Linked DNA regions of Homo sapiens: all the other regions are linked to region 3. A link is a loop called in an ENCODE intact Hi-C map of the cell type or tissue named here. Cell type or tissue: Calu3. All regions are shown on one strand. Links, peaks and the distances in the headings refer to the core of each region. The heading gives the core; the rest is flanking DNA.

What was found. Peaks named below come from ENCODE experiments on the same cell type or tissue, not always from the same donor. Only the 100,000 strongest peaks of a DNase experiment are listed, where the experiment ranks them.
Region 1: it touches region 3 in a loop (10-fold over the local background); 28 of 110 quality-filtered maps call a loop at or near these places.
Region 2: a loop joins it to region 3, with 11 times the contacts of the local background. A loop is called at or near these places in 47 of 110 quality-filtered maps.

Annotation. Positions count from the first base shown.
Region 1 is chr9:70,922,482-70,929,765 of GRCh38, forward strand. The region is part of intron 1 of TRPM3 (transient receptor potential cation channel subfamily M member 3); the gene reads right to left. Among named protein-coding and RNA genes, the nearest start is that of MIR204, 120 kb to the left of the region's middle. In Calu3, for the core only: a CTCF peak has its summit at 2,654 (motif pointing right); a DNase peak (open chromatin) is centred at 2,640.
Region 2 is chr9:70,998,535-71,005,818 of GRCh38, forward strand. The region is part of intron 1 of TRPM3 (transient receptor potential cation channel subfamily M member 3); the gene reads right to left. Among named protein-coding and RNA genes, the nearest start is that of TRPM3, 120 kb to the right of the region's middle. In Calu3, for the core only: a CTCF peak has its summit at 3,441 (motif pointing left); a DNase peak (open chromatin) is centred at 3,427.
Region 3 is chr9:70,636,553-70,645,068 of GRCh38, forward strand. It overlaps TRPM3 (transient receptor potential cation channel subfamily M member 3), which reads right to left. Exons shown (of 26, transcript NM_001366145.2): 10 at 4,008-4,108; 11 at 2,508-2,642. Among named protein-coding and RNA genes, the nearest start is that of MIR204, 170 kb to the right of the region's middle. In Calu3, for the core only: no CTCF peak of the experiment used is centred there; a DNase peak (open chromatin) is centred at 3,839.

The DNA.
Region 1 (7,284 bases), core at 560-5,559, 280 kb after region 3:
CTTCATAAAGCTGTTAAAAATGGACTTTAAATAGCAGAAAGGCAGCCTTGACATTTTTGTACCTCTGCAGGTCTTCTGCAGATATCCTTTCTGCCACTATTTGAAGATACAGAATACTTTTCTTTGATTACCATTTTCCTACTAAATCATTTCTTTCAGAACTTATTACAGTTCCTTTGACTTGGCTTGTGGCTAAACCTTCATACACTGATACTCCACTGGTAAGAAAATTTCATTTCAAAGAATTGGAAAGAGAAAGAGCTTACTCATTTTTATTTGATTTCAGTTATTGTAGTGCAGCTAAGTGGTCTCAGTCTCGTTTTCTTTCCACATATTGAGCTTGGGTCTCCAAAGAGGTTATTTTTCAAAAGGAGATTTTGCAGGTAACCAGCATGTTATATAGAATGTAATATTTGGGGCCTGAGAAAAGAGAAGAGACTCTGTAAACATGTTCCACAAAAGCTCATCTGCTATGAGATCATCTGAAACAGTGTAATTGATCCACGTATCAAAAGTAATGGCCACCAAGAGAAAAAGCCATTGATCTTTCCGACTTTGGTTTTTCCAAATGGAGTGGACTATTGGGCCTATTATAAAAGATAGCGCCTATCCAGGGGCAATGAAGTGGAACCCATAAATTACCTGGTTTATTAATTTTTGTAAACATTTAGATGAACTAGTTAATAAAAACAAAAAAAGCCTAAAAAACCTGAAAGCAAATGTCGCTTAAAATAACTGTGTGTTCATCTTCATGGCGTTTTACACTTTTTAATACATGTTCATGTTCACGTTTTATACTTTTTAATACCTGTTCACAAAACTGCAATTTTGCAGGTTTTGTCCTATTTTGGGATGATGGGAGGATATATAGAGAGGATAAAATCCGTCAAGATTACAACAGAACACTAGATAGGATTACAAAATTTGCTTTGTAGCCTCTCCCATGGGGGTTCTTAAAATGTATTTAATTTTTTTAATAACAAATGAATTTATGTTAATTGTAGAAAAATACAAAAATAGAGAAATTACAAAGAAGAAAAAAAGTAACTATTTTACCAAGAATTGGATATAAAGTAATGCCATTAATACAAGGAGAAAACTGCCTAGATTCCTAAGGGTCATGTGTCAGAAAATCTTTGTATTTCCTATGAATTTTTCTTGCCAGTTGTCAAATGTGTTTCCTAAGAACTTGCTTTAGGCAAGACCCTGGAGAGCCAGTGAGTTACTCTGAAAGCTGTCCATTTGATTCCTATTAACTAGCTTATTCATCCAGCTTGGCCGAGTAATACTGGCAACACAAATAACACACACACACACACACACTCTCTCTCTCTCTCTCTCTCTCTCTATATATATATATATACACACACACACACATATATATATATACATATATATACACACACACATATATACATACACACACACATATATACATATATACACACATATATACATATATATATACACACACACACATATATATATACACACAATCTATCTATCTATTTATCTATCTATATATATATATCTTTGTGCTGTTTTCCTTTAGAACATTGGTTCTCAACTGAGGGCAATTTTGCTGTCTCCCGTCTAGGACATTTGGCAATGTCTGCAGACATTTTTGGTTGTTCCTTGTGGGTGAAATGGTGCTGCTGACATTTGGCTAGAGGCCAGAGATGCTGCTAAACATCATCTAATGCACAGAAAAGCCCCCACATACCCAACAAAGACTTATATGGCCCCAAATAGCAACAAGGCTGATATAATACCAATATTTATTTCCTTCCTTGATTCCTCTTTCCTCCCAAAATTATAGTCACACTGGTCATCTACTTCCATATACTATTTATTTTTTACTTACAATTATATTGTGAATATTTCTTCATATCATTATTCTTCAAAGCATGAATTTAATGCTGTACAACAGTTTATCATGTGACTTATTTAATACTCCTTACTGATGACAATCAGTTCCATTTCCAGTATTTCAACATCATTAAATAATGTTGGTATGAACATTCTTGACCATAAATCTATTTTCATTTCTCTAATGATTTTCTTTGGATGGATTCCTAGAAGTACAATGACTGAGTCAAACCAAATGAATGTTTTTAAAGCTCTTCGTCTTGTTGCCAAATTGCTTTCACGATTAACAGTCTCTCTGGCAGCATATTAGAATACTCGTCAGGCCAGCTCGGTTTCTACCATATTTTTGCGCTAAGCTAAAATTTGACATGTTAACACTAATACGTAAGCCTTATAGTCCTGATATGATTTGTGAATGTTAAGTACTTTAATAACCATTCTCTAGCTGACTAATACAAGGTAGAAAGTTCAGGTGCTATACTCACCTTACCCCCAACAACCATCTAAGAACTCTTATTTTCAAGAAGTAATTTCTACAAGGTTACACAGATTTCAAGATGAAGGAGAAAGAAAAGGAGAAGGAGAAGATGATGATCGCTGAACCTAAGCCAGAAGCCAGCTTTCATTCTGCGCTCTTTCCACTGAACCGTACACAATTGCCATTTCATAACGTGAATTGCATGAACATGGATATGCACGGACTCACTTGAGTCAGTCAAGAGTTTTGGCTTTCACATTCTCCAGTACTTGGCTAACATGTATAGCCCTACCTGCCCCTTTCCAGCAGATGGTGCTGTTTTTCCAACATTTAAATGCTACACAGCAAATGATAACTTTTGATTGATTTGAGCCAGGTTGCTTAAGGGCGTTCAACGAAGTCTACTTTGCACATTGGTATTATTAAAATTGCTCAAACATAAAACCAATCTTTGCTCAGTATTGATGGAAACAATGTGTGTTCGAGAGTACTGATAACAAATAAATAATGAATCACCACCCTACCGCAATGATGTATTACACTAGACTTTTTTCCTGGAGACATAGAAGTAAATGTTTTAGGGAGGCTGTGGGAGTCAGAGGTGGGTCTTAAACAAGGTAGATATAAAAGATTATGAGTCATCATACAAATTCTGTGTTGCTTCTACAGTAAATATCATGGAACAAATGTTGGTAGAATATGGAAAAAAATATATATATATATCCTCCTGTCTATTCACAGAATATGGAATATATATATATATCTCCTCCTGTCTATTCACAGCTCCAATGCAGCTTTCTTACTTCCCACCAATTAAGTTTCTAATAACACCTATAGGCAATCTTTATATATATATGCTGGGGTATCAGCAGTGACTCATTTTCCAAAATAATTTGATATTAATATAGAAGAGGAAACACAATATCTCCTTTCAGCCAGCGCGGGAGAGATAAATTTCTCACTGTCAATACAGGTTAGTAGTTCCCTCAAACACAATTAGGACTTAGATGAGAACATCCTCTTTCCTGGGTTAAGAATATGTTTACAATGAGAAAACAAGGCCAATCCAACTTTTCTGAAAAGAGCATCAGTCCAGATGAGGACTGATTCAGTAAGGTACATTGTGATTCACTCATGACTGGAGAAGAAAAAGGTTGGCTTGGGAAAACAAAAAAAAAAAAAACAAACAAAAGCCACCTTTAAAATCAATCCACAATCCGCAAGTCTCAAACAACTATCACTCATCCACATAGAAAAGTCATCCATGTTTCAAAAAGGCCATAAACCATGCATAGGCTGCTGGTTAAGAGACTGATCACACTGGCAAGGAGAGGACCTACAATAGTTGTCCTCTCAAATTTGTAAAATTTGATGAGAAATGGGAATAAATTATAAATCTGAGCTTGGAGGCTTGTGTGATCTTCAGAGCAAAGTGTCCCCCAAACCAAAGTTGGAATAAGCAATATTTTTAAAATATTTCAGGTCCAGCCCAAACTGACATACTTATCTGTGAAGTTATCTGTATTTATCTGTAAAAATTTGTGGCCATATAATGCAGAGATACTAATGCATGAACCCTTTTGTATAAATCACAAGTACATGTGATTTCATAGAGAGATGCACAAAAAAATTAAAAGTGGCTCTCTCAAAAGGAAGTGTTTGGCATTTGAAAAAGAGGAAGATATATAACAAATGTTGAACTACTTTAGATCTTAAAACATCTCAGAAAAAAAACACAACTTTTTCTTCACCTAATAGTGCTTCAAAGAAATATAATTTAACTCACATCCCAGTCTTGGCTATCGATTATAGAAGTTAACAAACAGAACAATTTCTCTGTAACCTATTGTTTTTAAGCAGGCCTTGAGATTTGTTTTAATTATTTAGTATTCTGCATAGATGCATCTGATGGACTTGGCTGTTTTGCTCCTTGAACATATTGTAACAGTCTCAGAGCTACATGTGCTCAGGGAAGGCATTTTAAAAACTAAATTTTCAAAGGTGTCAGCAACCTTGCAGATTTAAGATTGTAAATATCCACACTGCAGAACATGTCCACTAAATTTTCCAATCAGAGGAGGCCTGTGTTGACAGCTCATCCCATGGCAGGCATTGAATTTAATCAAGAAATTTCTAGTTTAAAGGTTAAATTCTAACCTGAAAATGCACCATATCTAAGGAAATTCCATTTCAAGTAACATGAAAATTCATTCCAGAAGTTTTCATGACTGTCATGGTTGAAGAGCTAAGTCTTATTTATCAAGGTTTTATACTATATGTCACTACCAACATACTGAAATGTTTTCCCATTTACCATTCCTTTGAATCTGAGTTTATTGTACTCTAGTTCTCTTTTCCTGGGAAGCTGAGGAAGCTAGAGAATGTTATCTTATATAGAAGGTTTGGAGATTATGTCTCCTTAAATTTTTATGGAAATTCAAATTTACTTTTCACACTTTCATGTTCTGGACATAGAGGGTCAAAATACATTAAGCCATGGATAAGACACAGTTGAATGTTATTTGAATGGTATTAGTAAATGCCATCACGAAGCTACTGTCAGACAGCTATGGGTAAAATTTCAGGAAATTCACAGCATAAGAAAAGGTAAAAGAATTTCAATGCACTGGCAAAGACTTAAAGATGTCCAAATCTTCCAATGTAATTTTATAAATTAGAAAAGCATATTAAGGTTTTCTTATGGAGAAAGAGAGAAAAAAATGTTCTATCAACTCTCTTGGATTGCCAGTTTCCAACAGCTGGTAGTCTTTGCTATTTGCAAAGACTTTCTGAATGTTTTTCTCCTGTATTTTCTCTTCTAGCATTTCTCTTAGGCCTGCGCACAGAGTCTGCAGTGCCCTGTTTTGTACCCCACAAAAGAGAGGTTTGGCAAAGTCACAGCATCTGGTAGGTCCTGCCGGCTGGGTGATTTATGGCAAAACTAAGAGGCAAGCACAATTGATTTGGGTCTCTCTTTTCCTGTTTAAATGTTGTCCATTCTCCCCAGTTTAAGCTGCCTCCTGTCTATTCACAGCTCCAATGCAGCTTTCTTACTTCCCACCAATTAAGTTTCTAATAACACCTATAGGCAATCTTTATTTTTTATTAAAAGCTTTCCTAAGACATGTCTTATTTCCAAGACAATAAATATACTGCTTGGAAGTATGGGGGCTAGTTTGGAAATTTTACTTCTTTCTTAGTTTGTGTGACTTCCAACTAATTGTTCCCATATTTGTAGGCCATCTGGATATTTAGGTAATAGGGAAAAATGAAAGGAGCATGGGGTTGGAGTCAGAGAGATAGATCTAGGGCCAAATGCCACTTCCGTGACTTATGAAGTGGGTGACATTGGGCAGGACCTTTAATATCTTGGAGTCTCAGTTTCCTCATCTGTGAAATGCAGGTAATGAGCTCTAGTTTATACACTGTAGGATTGCATTTGTAGGGATGCATTCTATTACAGGCATTTAGACTTGTCTTAACAGACCATGTCCCGTAATTCCTTTCTAAAAATTGCCTTCTCTTTCCAGTTCTTGCTAAAAGGGTGATCCTAGGGACAGTCAGATTTTATACAGGTGATCTTGACCCTCTGGCCACAGTGTTAGATCAATGTGGAAACCTGATCCCAAGAGAACCCATCTAAATGTTGAGCACAGCCAATTATGGTGTCTTTCTTGACAATTTAATCTAAACACACACACACACAAAATAGTTGAGACAATATGGAGCACCTGGAACTCTTGTGACATTGACAATAAACATGGGATGACCTCTCTGTTGACTTCATTGTAGCTGGCACCTGAACATTTTCGACTGGATTCAAAAGAAACATCATGACCAACCTGAGCCACTGATGGCATGGAGGAGAAGAAATCAGGAGGCCCTGAGGAACATGATGTACAGAGGGGTGTGGTTGAATAACATGGGTGTATGAACAGAAGATGAAGCGGGCATCATGCAAACTCATGAGAGGCCTGGCTGATCTTGGCCCTTGCTCTTGGTTGTCTAGAAGGTTGTGCTGACAATTAGCCACCACCTAGAGTCTAGTTTGAATGGGTTTCTTTAGCTTCCAACCAAACTGGAACTACAAAAGGCCCTTGGTTCCTGTCCTGACACAGCATAAAGTTTGATGTGCAATGAGAATTATTATGATTCCCAGTCTGCCAGCTACTGTCTTCCTCCATGGCTTTCTCCATTATCCAGGGAAGACTCAGCACATGTTCAAGGCAGAAAGGATTCTATATTACCCTGGTTGTTCTAGCCATCCTCATAAATGGTGAAAAGTAGTTTCTTGGTTTATTCAGTTGCTGGCTAATTACAATAGACCTTAAACATTGACTTTTTTTTTTTTTGCCTCATCTCTTAAATATAATTTTTTCTTTTTCCTTTTTGAGACTAAGTCTCACTCTATTGCCCAGGCTGGAGTGCAGTGGTGCAATCTCAGCTCACTGCAACTTCTGTCTCCCGGGTTCAAGCAATTGTTCTGCCTCAGCCTCTCGAGTAGCTGGGATCACAGGTGCCCGCCACCATGCCCAGCTGATTTTTATACTTTTAGTAGAGACGGAGTTTCACCATGTTGGCCAGGCTGGTCTTGAACTCCTGACCTCAAGTGATCTGCCCACCTCGGCCTCCCAAAGTGCTGGGATTACAGGCGTGACCCACCGGCCTTTTTAAAATTATTTTATTTATTTATTTATTTTTACATCTTTGGAGCTTAAGCCACATGAATTGTGTTTTCCAAAGTTACATGTTCTGGATAGTCCTTGAGGATGGTGCTATCTAAAATCACATGTCCTACTGGATCCTAGTTGAGCCTGGCTGACAGCAGCAACAGTAAACTCTATCCTTAACATGGTTAGGGAAAAATTACTTCTCCATACTTTCTAGTATTGATCTTAACCAGGACTGTGATCTGAACCAAGAGCTCAGTAAGTGCT
Region 2 (7,284 bases), core at 560-5,559, 360 kb after region 3:
GGTGGTGGTGTACACTCTGTGGGTTTAGACAAATCTAGAATGGTATGTGTCAACCATTAAAGTATCATACAGGGTAGTTTTACTGCCTTAAAAATTGTCTGTGCCCAACCTACTTGTCCTCCTCCATCACTACTTCTTAGTTGTTTTCCAGTCCGTTCTTCCTTTCCCTCTCCTTCCTGCTGTTTACATTATTCCCATGAGAGGGATGTATTATTTACTCCTGGAACTCGGATTACAGCACCATGAAAATGGACGATTTCACTATTGTGATCTGGAAGTCCTAGAACTGCATTTACGTTTATTTTGTAATAATGGTCTTTATGTCCTCTTTAAACTTTTACTTTCTCCTCTCTTATCCCCTGCTCACTCATCATTTTTATACTTTCCATAATTTGTGCTGCATCCCTCCTCTATACAAGGCACTGTGATGGAGGGTAGACAGACTTACCAAGCATGGTTCTAGCAAACCCCCTATTTCTGCTTAGCTGATAATCACTACCTTCTTTAAGCTCCTTGGTTCCTTTCAATTTTACCTCAAGATGAGTTTCTCATTTTTCTTCAGTTCCAGTTGCCTTTCATAGAAGAGAGCACACTGGGATGAAAGCACACAGCAAAGATGAGTCAGATTATCTGGCCTACCCCCTACAGGGCCTCACTAGAAAAGAAAGAACTGTGAAGGCTAGTAATATACTGTCTATCCATCCGAAGTAGATCATAGGTGTGCTTTTAACTGAACTGATTTCTCCAGTCTGGTGAATGGGGTGGTTTCTGGACATCCACAATTTCTTGTTCAACCTCCTTCAGGTAGTAACTCAGGCCAGAATTTAGCATCATTCTTAGAATTTACTAGGACAGGGCACAGCTGTACCTGGGCCTGAACGTGATCTGAAATAATAAGCAGAATTGGTGGTATCACCTTGGTTGGATTCAGAGGAAGAAAAGAAACCTTCATGTTTTATGGAATACAGAAGGGTAAAGAGTTCAGTAGATACCATCATAGGAAATGAAAGACTGGAAACTCCAGTGTATTATTTCTCTGTAACGATGCTTCCGGAGAGCACTTGGCTACCATGCATAGTGTCATGGAGCTGGCATACTTTAATTGCCATTATTTTTGGCAAGATGGCATTTTAAGTTTTTGTTCCCTAACTGCAGGATGGATAAATACAGTATTTGACTCATATGTTGATCCAAGGTTATTTTTATTCTCCAGCACCTTTCAATGTCACGCCAGAAAAAGGTGCAGCTCTTTCTGGGCAGTCCTCCTACAGGCCATCTAAAATATCCACACAGGGAGCATTCCTACGGCTTTCAGGAGCATCTGAAACAATCCACAGTGTGTTTAGCAGAAGTCAGTTGGGGGAAAGTGTGCTCTTTTTCTCTGTCTTCAGCATTCAGGCTGTTTTTAAAGTCAGAATGCTTTGCAAAGGGAAGAACTGTGCCAAGTCTTTATTTTCATATAATGCCATAACCTAGTGTTTTGGGGACCTCACTTATCCCAAGAAAGCTGTTGGGGATGGCCCCTGCAGAGACAGCTGACCCAAATTGTGACTTCTCTGAGGGAAGGGAAACCCCTCTAGGACAAACAGGAAGCGATCTTTCAGCATAATGTATCCCATTGGGAACAAGTAAACAGTTTGCTTTTCAGTTCAAAGCAGTGAATTCAAGACACATTCATCGGTTTTGGCTCAATGTGACTCTAAAATCAAGTCAAATGGAAGGACTTTACAATTCAGAACCTTAAGATTCTATTTGGCTGAACACTGAGGTTGAAGTGTTGAATTCCAACTCATTTTTGTTATTATTTTTTCTTCAGTCATTTCCAAAATACTGCTAAGTTTTGGAAATAAAATAAAGTGCTAAAGTGGTTTTCAGATCCATGGCCAGGCCTCTGTGGTATAAAAATAATTCCCCAAGGTATGGTGTTCAATGAAAAGTAAGTGTTAACGTATATATAAACAACAAAAATCAATCTTTCTTAAGTTGGGGTCTGGAGAAATTTAGATTTCCCTTTTCAATTTATTTGACTTTTCTCTGGAAGTTAATAGTTAAATTTATCTAGTTTTATTACCTTTAGAACTAATGAAACACAGTTCACTGGTTAAATAACATAATCATCTGCCAACATAAAGGAGAAGGATCTTACCCCTTACTTCATTAACCAAGACCCTTCACATAGTTAACAAGAAGCTGGCAATACAATGTACATATGCTACTTAGTCTATAGAGCTGACACTGAAAAGTGAGGTGGAGTCATTTTCTAATTTTTTCATTAGTATCCATAAAATAAAAATCTTCACAGAATCAAGATAAATCACAATTACACCATTTTCCAGTCTATTAGTCCTGCCATTCCCATAGAAGGAACTGATATTAGTCTGATAAGTTTTGTTCCCATAAATTATAATGCCAGCTACATAACAACCAAAACACCTTTTCTATTAGAAAAGTCTCAGAAGATTACATGCAGGATACAAAATGATAGTTTGGCCTACTAAATTCCTCAGTACTAACGAATTGTCTTCATTCTCATACAGGAGAGATTGGTGTAGCACTTGTTCAAGTGGTAGTTCATGGGTGGGTGATTAAGCTAATTCTGATTTTTAATGCTCTTTGAACCCAAAGCCAGTTCCAAGTAGCTCCAGTCCTGAGGACCAGAGTCTAGGCTGGGGCAGGTGATGTGTGGCCCAGGAACCCTTGGGTCTGCCCAACCGTAAGCCCACATGGGGCTCATGTCTATAACCAATTCAGTAGTCATATGCCTTCTGATCCAGTTTATAAACTCTGGGATAACTAACAAATATAAAGATACAGAAAGAGACATACACATGTACCATTTTCCCTCAGGTTTTTGCATGTTTGTTCTTTCTATGAAGGTCATTTTAAACATCTTAATGTAACAGTGAACCTGATAGTTCTGGTATCTCATGGTTCGAGCACCAGAAGTTACTTTTCCTACCGATCCAAATGCATTCTGCACAAGCTTGCTGAATTACCTATGCAGGCCTTGGTACCACACAATGTCTATTAGGGAAAAAAGCCAGGAACAACAGAGACATTGTGAAAAAGAAAACCACTCCTTAGTTTTCCTCCTGTAAAAACATTGAGTCCCTAGCCTTGAAAAATGAGCCTTTCTGATGTGGAATCCAAAGAGAAAATCACTGTAACTGAAGAAACATGGTACTGTTGATACACCTGTGTCCAAACAGCTGTTTGAATTTCTAAACCTAAAGGGAGCATGAGACACATATGTCATCTATTGTGTGGTGGTAGCAACTTGGAACTTCTGTCACTTTTGTTTTTGCCTTTGTTGCTTAGTTGGCAGATGCAAATGTGAAAGATATAGAGGCTACACAAAATAGTTTTATATAACCCAAGGAACAAAGGAAATGCATTTGGGATGGCAGGTGTGCCAGAGACCAGGTATTTGGTCTTGTGTGCCCCCTTGTGGTTGACATGTCAACACAGACAGAGGAACTACACTTAGCAATCAGGTAAATGAAAGATTTGCTGCCTACCTTTCTAGCCTTGTTTCTTGCTATTCTGCTATTGCTTCCCTTTCTGTACTCCAGCCATAATGGTTTTCTTTTAGTTCTCAAATTTGCCATATTCTCTTTTTGTTTCTGCTCCTATGTCCTTAGAATACTCTCTCAATCCATCCGTTCGCCTAGTTAACTCTTACTCATCCTTCAGAGTTCACCTTTGAAATCACTTCATCATGGAAGCATAACCTGACTTCATGTACTAGGTCACTGTTGTTTACGCTGCAAGCAATGATCAGTTGCTAGAAACACTTCTTTAAATCGAAATTGGAGCCAGCGGTTTTAGCTTTTGAATCTTGAAAATAAGTATCTGTCTCAGGAAACTGTCTAATACAAGTGGCCACCTTTCTTTTTACTGAGAGTTCTCAGAAGAAATGAAAGACCGAGTTTAATATGCACAACACAATTATTTTACATTGATGATGTTCCTAAAACTTCATCCAGTATATTGATCATTTTTATCCTTTGACTCTTTTCTCCTTCCACTATATACGTCTACTTTCTAGTAACACCCCTAGACTCCTTTTCCCCTATCATACCTATAGTATCACAGGCATTCAATTAACATTTGATTAGGATAATTTATTATTTTTAACATTATTGAAATCGAAATCCAAATTCTAATGAATTATAAATAAGTAAAAGGCATAGCTCTAACTTAAATAATCTTTATTTTTCTGAATGATTTGAATGCAAGTTGTAGATAAGATGATACTTCATTCCTAAATATTAAAATATGTACCTCTTAAGAATAAGAATATTCTCCCATAAAACCACAATGCTAACATCGCAACCAAGAAATATAATATTGATAAGTATGATCCAATATTCAATCCATATTCATATTTTCCAAAAAGGTTTGTAATAATTGTCATTGTTATTGATGTTGGGTCCAGGACTCTATCAAGAATTACTGTATTTGTTTAGAAAGCCTCTTTAAGCTCTTTAAATATAAAACTAATCTACTGGCTTTTATATTTCTCTTTTTCTGGTCATTTGTTACATTGACATTTTAAAAGGGTCTTCGTTTCAGGTAGTTTTGTACAATCTTACTTGTCTGATTGTTGCTCCAAGACTAGATTCAGTTTAAACATTTTGAATCCTTTTCCCTTGCCTTAAAAAAAAAAAAAAAAAACACTTAACAGTATATCCTGTAAATCACTGCATAGCAGTTCAAGGATCTTTTCCCCATTTTCTGTGTGCCTCTGTGTATATGGCACTTTATTGTGCAAAGTTCATTCAGTCATTCTTCTATGGATGGGCATTTGGGTTGTTTCCAGTATTTTGTTATTACAAATAATGATGCAATAAATAATTTTGTGCATATGGTTTTTTTTTTTTTGTACTTGTTAAGGTATATTTTTGGGGTAAATTACTAAAATTGGGGCTGCTGGGACAAAGAGTAAATGAATATGTATATTTATTAGATATTGGTAAATCCCCCTCCACAAGGTGGAACCACTGTGCTTTCCCATCAGCAATGTAGGAGAGTGGCTGTTTCTCCACAACCTTGCTAATAGGATGTGTTGTTGATCTTTTGAATTTTTACCAATCTGATACATGGGAAATGTATCTCAGTGTAGGTTGATTTATGCGATGCTTATGAATAAAGTTCGGTATCGTTTTATTTTAAATACCATTTGCAGTCGGCAAGGTGGTGGAATGAAGAGCCCCCCGAAATCACTCCCCCCGTAAAAATACAGCTAGAAAGTATTCCGGAATAAGAATACCACACTGAATTCAATAGAACTCAAGGGAGAAGTAGAGAACGCCCTGGGCTCACGAAACTGACAGAAGCTGAAGCCAGTTAGAGGAGTGGTCATTTTAGACTGTGCCACACCCTCCTCCAAGATAGAATAACATCACTCACACAGAATTTCCTTAGACCCATGGTTTCTGAAGTGGAAGGAGAAAATATGAGGTTGACATTTGATCTTTCCACTAGTCTACTCTGGTCATGTCCCACAAGAACCACTGGGAGTACCAGGAAGGCTGAACCATCTGGGTTGAATTGGGGACAAAATGCAGGGGTGCTGATTGCAGTAACTGATGTGCAGGGTAGCTGCCCTATGCTCTGATCAGTGGAGAGGTCACATGGATAAGACTGGCCAGAGCCACAGTGCTGCAAGGGGGCACAATCCACTGAAAGGCTCAAATCCCTGGCTGAATTTCCCACAAAGCTCAGGTGCTCCTTTGGAGCCTTCCCTTGACCTGGAAACAACCCAAAGGCTGGTGATTAAGTAGTGGCACTAACTTAAGTCTTTCTCAGACTGGGAAACAAGGGCAGCACAACAATTCAGTTCCTGTGCAGTGTTTACATTCCAATGCTCACTGTAAGTCTTCCGCAATCCGGGAAGCAACCGCAGAATGGCGGTTAAGCTCCAGTGTTAAGTAGTAAAAGCCTAACACCACCAAAAACACCAGCAAAAGCTGGAACAGGCAAATGGGGGAGGTCTCCTCCTATATGCAGGCATCAATGTAAAGATGTAAGGATTATGAAAACCCAGAGAACTATGACATCACCAAAAGAAACAAACAAAGTTTTAGTAATAGAGCTAGAAAAATTTAAAGATCTATGAAATATATGACAAAATTCAGAATAGTCCTCTTAAAGAAGTTTAGGGAATCACAAGAAAATGTGGATAGATAACTAAATGAAATTTTGAAATATCCAGAAACTAGTGAGCTATTTTACAAAGAAATAGAAACAATAATAATAAAAAGAAATTCTAGAAATAAAGGATACAATAAATGAACTCATTAGAAAGCTTTAACAACAGACTTGATCAAACAGAGGAAAGAATGAACAATCTTGAAGATAAAACATATGAAATTACCTATTCAAAGGAACAAAAATAAAAATGAATAAAAAAGAAGAGTAAAGAAGGCTTATGACAATTATAGAACATCATCCATCAGACCAACTTCTACATACTAGGAGTTCCCAAGGGAGATGAGAGAGAACAAGGCTTAGGAAGCCAATTTGAGAAAATAATGGCTGAAAATTCACCATATCTACAGAAAGGCAACAGCATTAAGATAAAGGAAGTGGCCAGGCACAGTGGCTCATGCCTGTAATCCAGTACTTAGGAAGGCCAGGTGGGCAGATCACCTGAGTTTGGGAGTTTGAGACCAGCCTGACCAACATGAACAAACCTCATTTCTACTAAAAATACAAAATTAGCAGGGCATGGTAGGGCATGCCTGTAATCCCAGCTACTTGGGAGGCTGAGGAAGGAGAATCACTTGAACCTGGGAGGTGGAGGTTGTGGTGAGCTGAGATCGCACCATTGTACTCTAGCCTGGGCAACTAGAGTGAAACTCCATGTCAAAAAAAAAAACCTCATAGGCTCATAGGTTAGCAACCAAATTCAACCCAAATAGGAATTTTCCGAAGCACATCACCATCAAATTAGCAAAAATCGAAGCAAAGAAAGAATATTTAAAAACCAGCAAGAGAAATGAAACATATTCAATAGAGTCTCAATATAGCATTCAGCAAACTTTTCAGCAGAAACCCTGTAGGCTGAGAATGAAATGCTATATTCAAAGTACTGAGAGGAAAAAAAAACTGTCAACCAAAAATACTGTACCCAGTAAAGCTATCCTTCAAACAAGGAGAAATAAAAAGTTTCCCAGACAAACAAAAGCTGGGGGTTTAATCAACACCAGACCTGTCTTACAAAAAATGTTAAATGGAATTATTTAATCTAAAAGAAGAGGATACAAATGGGTAACACAA
Region 3 (8,516 bases), core at 1,734-6,733:
TAATCTAAGTATGTCCCATGCAATCTTTGGGATATAACAAAATTGTCTGTTGTTAATCTGAAATTCACATTTAACTGGGCATCCTGTATTTTATTTGCTAAATCTGGTGAGATGATTAGATAATCTAAAATAGTGATGGCTTTTTTTTTTTTTTTTAGTTAGTCTCGCTCTGTCACCTGGGCTGGAGTGCGGTGGTGTGATCTCAGCTCACTGCAACCTCCACCTCCAGGGTTCAAGATATTCTCCTGTCTCAGCCTCTGGAGTAGCTGGGATTACAGATGTGCACCACCATGCCCAGCTAAATTTTGTATTTTTAGTAGAGACGGAGTTTCATCATGTTGGCCAGGCTGGTCTCAAACTCCTGACCTCAAGTGATCCATCCGCCTTGGCCTCCCAAAGTGCTGGGAGGCCACTGCGCCCAACCAATGGCAAATTCTTAAGCACTGTTGCAACCATTCAAGTATTGAGACAGGTCTATGAAATGCGGCAACGACCTGCCCATTCATGTGGACGTGCCCATCAGAGCTCTTTTTCCACTGAGGGGATGCTGGATTGTGCAGTGATTTAGCCTACAGACTCTGGAGTCAGAGTGCCTGGCTCTACACCTCTGCTGCTTACTGGCTCTGAACGTGGGCAAGCAACTTAACTGTGACTCAGTTTTATCATCTTTAAAATGGGAATGACAGTATCACTTTATCTGATGGGGTTGTTGTGAGGATTAAATGATATAATGTTTATAAAGCTATTAAAAATGGTGCTTAATGCCAATTAGTGTTAGCTATTATTATTACTGAGGCTATTTACTGTTCCATAATCCTCAACAAAGTATTCCGGGAAGCCACCACCAGCAGACTGAAGTGATCAAACTTACTGGCCTTCCTCAGTCTAGAATTTTCCTACCCACCCCCACTCCCCAGTCTTTGGAATAAATTACTCCCTTGATTCTCTAATTGATAGACCATTCAATGCTTGTCTTTATTTATTTATTTTTTTTAATTGAAAACCCATTATTCTTCCTGAAAGTCTCAGTATGCTGAACCAAGAAAAGTCTCTGGAGAAAACAGAGACTAGGAGACATTCTGCTAACCCGTTTCTATTTTTTGCAGATGGTGCCAGCGTGGCACCATCTAACAACTACTACTGGCTGGGGACAGGAAATAAGCTCCATCCTGCTTGCCCTCTGCGTGATGGGACAGAGGCATTGTGAAAAATGAGGGGTAGAATAATCTTAGAGACAGAAGCTTGGGTTCGGTACTTACTGGCTTTCTTAGGAGTTTTGTGACCTTGAATTCACCTTGGCCTCTGCTATGGTTTGAATGTTTGTGTCCTCTCCAGAATTCATGTTGAAAGTTAATTTCCAATGTACTAGTATTAAGAAGTGGGGCCTTTAACGTGTATACCTGTGTAATGAACCTGCACGTTCTGCAAATGTATCCCAGAACTTAAAGTATAATAATAATCACAATAATAATAATAGAAAAGAAGTGGGACCTTTGGGAGGTGATTAGGTCCTGAGGGTTCCTCCTTTGTGAGGGGGATTAAGGCCATTATAAGAGAAGCTTCACACAACATTCAGGCCTTTTGCCCTCTGTCTCTTCTGCCTTGTGAGGACACAGCATTTGTCCCTTCTGGAGAATGGCAAAACAAGGTGCCATTTTGGAAGCAAAAAGCAACCTTCGCCAGACACTGAACTTGCCAGAGCCTTGATTTTAGACTCTCCAGCCTCCAGAACCCAGAGAAATAAATTTCTGTTGTTTATAAATTACTGAGTCTAAGGCATCTTATTATCATAGTACAAATGGACTAAGACAGCCTCAGTTTCCTCATTTGGTAAATGGGGAAAAATTTCTGCTCTTTAAACTTCACTGGATTTTAGTATGAGCTCAGAGCCAATGCACTTAACTCATGTGAATGCTCTCAATAACTTCATAAACAGTAGTTTTACCTATGATTACTCCTTGGTATCCCTAGTGAGTAAATTAACAAATCATTACTAAGCTAAAAAACAAAACAAAACAAAACCAAAATTTTTGAGTGACTCAAAAAAGAGATATTTTACCTTTTCTTCCACTTTATAGCTGAACTATGAAGAATGAACTTCATAGCTCTGAGGATAAAAAATGGCGCAGGTTACTTAATCAGCCTTTTGTGATGCTTAGAGTTAAACCAACCCTCCTTTGCTAATTGCCTCTAACACCCTCTGGGCTTACAGAACAAACTGTGTTCTCATTTCCAGAGCCTTGTGGCTTTGTATAAGAATATGAGAATGATACACTTAGGTTATTACATAACTTTTTGCCTTACATGCTGACAACTGAGCAATTAAAACAAGCGGAATCTTGGTGACTTGGTGTTTGTCATCTATGTAGGTCTAAGGGAGTATTTGTGATGAATGAACCATGCATTTGGACGGGAGAAGGGAAGAGAATCACAGGCATATGGGGGGCAGGAGAAGGTAAAACAAACAGAAAAAAAAGAAAATAAAAAGTGCCTTAGTTTGGCCCTACCGTATTGTACAATTCCTCTAGTCTGGAGATGGTGAGAAAACGGTGCATGCTTACTCCATTCTCTATGAGTAATTTCACAAAATCCACTCTGTCCAGAACTAAGGCATCCAACATGGCTTGCTCCAGAGATCCCACCTGCAAACCAAGTCACTGAGTTAGTCTGCCCCAGGGTCTATCTATGGATGCAGTTCTTTAGTGTTCACTTGAACAGCTTAGAAATGGATGCCTTTGACATCTGGTAAACCTTCAGCACATCTAAGAACATGCTAGCAAGACTGTTCACAGATTCACTTTTGGGACAGCCACACCTCTCCCATGTTTGGGTGCCTGTCTTTGCAAATAGAAGTCAAGCATTTCTAGTTCCAAAAACTATTTCTTCCCTGAATCTCTTGTTCTGGATCCCAAGAAGGTGCAAGGGTTCACAAGGTTTTTCCCCTTGCAATTATCTGATTAAATTTCTCAACACCAGCGAAGTGTCAAAGGGGGCACTTTTGCTGTCTTCATTTTTGTTATCCTTAGGCTCTGAGGGAGACCCCAGGCCAACTTGAGAAGAGGGACCCAAGTCAACAGACCAAAGGCCCTAAATCAATGCTGGGTCTCTGTAGAAGCAAGACCACAAAGATGTCACTTAACTGAAAACAAAACAAAAACATAACAAAACAGAACAACCAGCCTACTTTCTGGATTTGCCAATAGCTTAGATTTTTATTTAATCCATTTCACAAAAATGTTGCAGGGTCTAGACTCTGACAAATCTTTCCATGTTAGCAATCCACCAGCACTGAATGAAGACAGGGGCTCCATCCCAGGCAGAAACTCTCTAGGGGAAAGGAAGGAGTAAGATAAGGCTTGCCGGTGAGTGCTGTGATTCCAGGCACAGAAACCGAGTTTCAGGCTGCTGGGCTGCCTCCTGTGGATGCATACATATCCCACCTGATGGCCAATCTCTCAAATTTTTATTTTTGGTAGAGTCAATTGAGGGAAGCAAACCAAGAACAGTTATATAAAGCATTGGTTTCCTCATGTTGTTCTTTGCAAATAGGGAGGACCTGTGCTCAGTCACCAGGACCAGATGGCGCCTGCAGAGGGAAGCCTGCTAATTCTGCATCCTGAGGTGTGACCCTTCCCTTTGCCCCATCAAAGACAATCAGAAGCAAATTAATAATTCTACCCCTTCCTTAATTTTAGTTAATACAGATTTGTCTTATATTTTTTCAGATGTATTCAAATAAATGGCATCATTTGCAGCTGAAAATTGCTATTAAAGACAACTCATAGAGATGGAAATATTTGGAGTTGTGTTCAGTTGAAATTTCCACTAGATGGCGGTGCTTTCCTAAATATGAGAAAGGGAGCTCAGGATACAGACTTTGCTACCAAGGAACACATTCCATCTTAAAGAAAAAGCAATCGTTTTCTGAGCTGACCTCAGAGGCTCCTTAAACAAATACCCTTGGCCAACCAAAGTGGGCTTTTCATGGGAGACGATATATACTCTACCGGCCACTGTTGCCCGTAAATAAAGATCTGGCTGCGAGCGATGTCGACTCTGTTCCAGGCTAAAGCTAAGCTCAGTTGGTCTGGGGCCGAGGCATTGGCTCCTGTGTGAGGACAAGTGGGAGAAAAGAGTGGAAGAGAGAAAACGACGATCAGTTATTACACCAAGAGCGCCTGCTCCATCCCTCTGCCATTAATGCCCCTATTCCCAAAGAGCCTGCTTGGCTATACAGCAGGTTTCTCAAACTTGGTATTATTAACATTTTGGGTAACTCTTTGTCACAGGGCTCTCCTGTATATTGTAGATTATTATTATTATTACATTTTTAAAAACTTTTTAAAAAGAAGGTCTTTGAAACTCCATGCTTTTTTGATATATAATAATTGTACATGTTTATGGTATGCATGTGATATTTTGATGCATGCATACAAGTTCATTGTAGATTATTAATAGCACGCCTTGACTGAACCCAGTAGATGTCAATAGCATTTTCCCACCCCCATCCTTCCAGACATGATGCTCAAAAATGTCTCCAGACATTGCCAAATGCCCCCATGTGTGAAGGGAGGCAAAACTGGCCTGGTGAGCAGCATTGCTCTACCGTCTGGCTAGGCAAAGTGTGGTTCACAGAGCAGCTGCAGCAGTGCCACCCTGGTGCTTCTTTGAAATGCAAGTCTCAGACCCTGTCCCCGACCCACTAAACCAGAATCCGTATTTTCACAAGATCCCAGATGACTTGTGCACACACTCAAGTTTGAGAAACTCTGCTCTACCACACATTTTGCTTCTGCTGGCCAATCACTGGTTTCAAGGCATCACTTGAATAGTATTTTGCATGGGGAGGGTGCTCTCATCAACTAGCGTACCAACTTGCCACTTTTCTGAAAAAGAGTTAGGAAGGTCTTTTAACAGAGAGGCAAACCAGCGGCTTAGGTTTACTTTGATTTGTGGGTAGAAACCATTGGAACTATTTCCCAGGTTCTTATTTTTCTCCAGATTCTGTCTCTAGAGCTGTGCGGTTCACAGGTGGCTAAGTTTAAATTAATCAAAATTAAATAAAATTAAAGTTATAATTCCTCAGTCAGGCTAGCCACATTTTAAGAACTTAATAGTTCCATGTGGCTAGTGACTACTGAACTGGAAAGCACAGATACAGAACATTTCTATCATCACAGTAAGTGCTATTGGCCCAGAGCTCATCTAGGTGAATGCATCCTGTCCATAGAGGCAGCCTGCCAAGCAGCTGGAGGGGAAGCTGGAAATGGAGGCAGTGCAGTAACGAAAGCAACATTAGGCTCCAGGCAGGGGGCCCAAGTGAGAGTCCCTGTGGCTCCTCTCAGCCACTGTTGATTATTTGTGAAATGGAGGCAATAAATATCCAGTTTACATGGCTGGGGTGTGAGACTGAAATGAGATTGTATAAGTGATTTCTGTTTAAACAGGTTTTTCACAGTTCACCAACACCCTTAGTGCACTGAGGAAGAGACACCCCTAAATAATTGCCAAGCTTCATGCTGCTGGATATCTCACGATCGGGGAGGAGGATAAAGAGACAACCTTCCTCAGCTCAGAGTTTTTAAACATCAAACATGTGCTGGGCAAAGTATTAGGCACTTCCATATGTCATATGTAACATCCCAGTTAATCTGGGGACTGGGTCTTATTGTCTCCTGTCTCATTGAAACATATGAGACTACTGAGATCCAGGGAGGTGGAACAGCCAAAGATAAAACAGCTACTAACAGGGTAAATGGAAGAAGTATTCAGCAAACTAGAGGTGAGAGTCAGATCCAGAGAATTCCTCTTCATCATTGCTGCTTCTGATGTTTAGGAAAGAAATATAGCAAATGTGTATGCTGTTCATTCCTCTGGGTTCGCCAGCAGTCAAGGCCAGAAACAATGAGGAGGTGGGGCAGGGTTCCTGGTCGTTAACTTACATCAGTGATTCCAAAACTTTGCTGCACATTAGAATCACCTGGGGAGCTTCGCTCAGGGTGCATCCCATACCAATTAAATCATGTTGCTTGGGATGGGATCCAGGCGCGGATATTTTTAAAGCTCTCCATGTGCTTCCAATGTGCAGCCAATGTCCAGAGGCTGGGAATTACTGCGCTGTGTGCCTCCTTTCCTGCTTACCCTCGCCTCTTCCCTCTGGGCTCTGAGATACTGACGTTATAAATTAGGCAAAAAATGTTTGCTAAGTGAACACTTCTCAAATTTTAGCATGCATAAGTACAATTCGGAGAACTTTTTAAGACACAGGTTCTTGGGTCCCAGCTGCAGACCTTGTGATTCAGTAGCTCTTGGGTGGAGCCTAAGGTTCTGTGTTTCTAACCAGCTCCCAGGTGAGGCCGCTGCTGCTGATCTGGGGCCATGATTTGAGTAACAAGGCCCTCAAGAGCTGTGGTGCTCTGTTCCCTTCGTAGGTTGAAGAGCATTTCTGATTCTGGTGTCCACACATTGATGGGCTTATTATCGACCACATACTTGGAGTAAATTTATTAGTGTTTACAATGATGAATATCATTTCAGCTCTCACGTGGAATTTTCCATTAAAAATTATCTCCTCAGGTAACAACAGGGACTGCACACTCATACCAGGGTAACTGGCATACACAAGTGATAAGTAGAAATGTGTCAAAATGTTCTGTCATCAATTTGGAGAGGAAAAGAAGTGAAGGCTCATTGCGATTGCATTTGGAAAGGTAGCACTTTACATGTTTCTTTGCTTCTTTAGCTGGTCTACTGGTTGGTGCTGACTTGCTGGAATAGTTTAATCATTCCCTTTGCCATTTGTATGTTGCAAATTAGTATGTCACCCAAGTCAATAATAGCAGCACGAGCCTGAACAGGAACACATAGCAGGAAGCAGTTATTGAGGTCAAGGTGAGCTACAGGCCTGAATGTAATTAGGCAAGTGTCAAATGAAAGCATGAAACCAATGAGTCTTGACTTTCAAAAATTGAAAATACATCACTCAAGAATGGCCGTGGGTGACAGTTTGGATCAGTGGTTCTCGGCTAAGGTGACCAGCCATCCAGGCTTGCCCAGTGTAGTCACAGTGTTAGCATTTAAATTCCTGCACTCTGGGAGATGTGTCAATCCTGAATAAACCTAGTGGCTGGTCACCCTATTCTCGACTATGGCTGTGCACTTGGAATTGCCTAAAGAGCTTTAAAATATACTCATGCCTGGGGCACAGCCCCACAGATTCTAGTTTAATTGGTCCTGGGCATTGCGGTTTTTAAAAGTTCCCCAATGATTCTAATGTGAGGATAAAATTAAGAACTTCTAGTGTAGATAGCATATGTTCATTCATTCACTCATTCATCTGTTCATTTACTTATGCGTTCAAAGATACTGATTTCATGCCTCCTTATATGGGAGGCAGTATGCCAGCATGAGGACCGAGACATATAAAGCAGAATACTTTGTCTTGAGAGCTTACAGTCTAGAGGAGAAGAGAAGTCTGTAATTAAATACATTATTTCATGCAGTAATTCATTTATCTCATCAACAGATATTTATTGAATACTCTCTCTGCTGGGAACTGATTTGTCATTGAACGTCCAATGACAAACAAGGTAGCTAAGGTCAACCTCTTCACAGAGCTTACATCCTACTGGTGGTGGGGAAGTACTCGGAAGTAAGCAAATAAACTCATGAACAGCATACTTTCAGATTGTAGAAGTGCTGTGAAGGAGCAGTGCCACTCCTAGGGTATGTGGGACCTATGCTTATACAAACACATCAATGTAGCAGAACCATTCTGGCTACCCGACCTTGCATGTCCCCACAATAGAAGTATTTTGCTAATTGGCTGGAGCAATCTGCTGGCCCGGCTGCCCTCCTGAAATGAGGGCTGAATATGGAGTCATTGGACAACCAACGACAAAAACCACATGATTATCTCAATAGATGCAGAAAAGGCCTTCAATAAAATTCAACACCCCTTCATGCTAAAAACTCTCAATAAACTAGGTATTGATGGAATGTATCTCAAAATAATAAAAACCATTTATGACAAACCCACAGCCAATATCATACTGAATGGGCAAAAGCTGGAAGTATTCCCTTTGAAAACTGGCACAAGACAAGTATGCCCTCTCTCACCACTCCTATTCAACATAGTACTGGAAGTTCTGGCCAGGGAAATCAGGCAAGAGAAAGAAATAAGGGGTATTCAAACAGGAAGAGAGGAAGTCAAATTGTTTCTGTTTGCAGATGACATGATTTTATATTCAGAAAGCCCCATTGTTTCAGCCTCAAATCTCCTTTAGCTGATAAGAAACTTTGGCAAAGTCTCAGGATACAAAATCAATGTGCAAAAACCACAAGTATTTCTATACCTCAATAATAGACAAACAGAAAGCCAAATCATGAGTGAACTCCCATTCACAATTGCTACAAAGAGAATAAAATACTTAGGAATACAACTTACAAGGGATGTGAAGGACCTGTTCAAGGAGAACTATAAACCACTGCTCAAGGAAATAAGAGAGGACACAGAC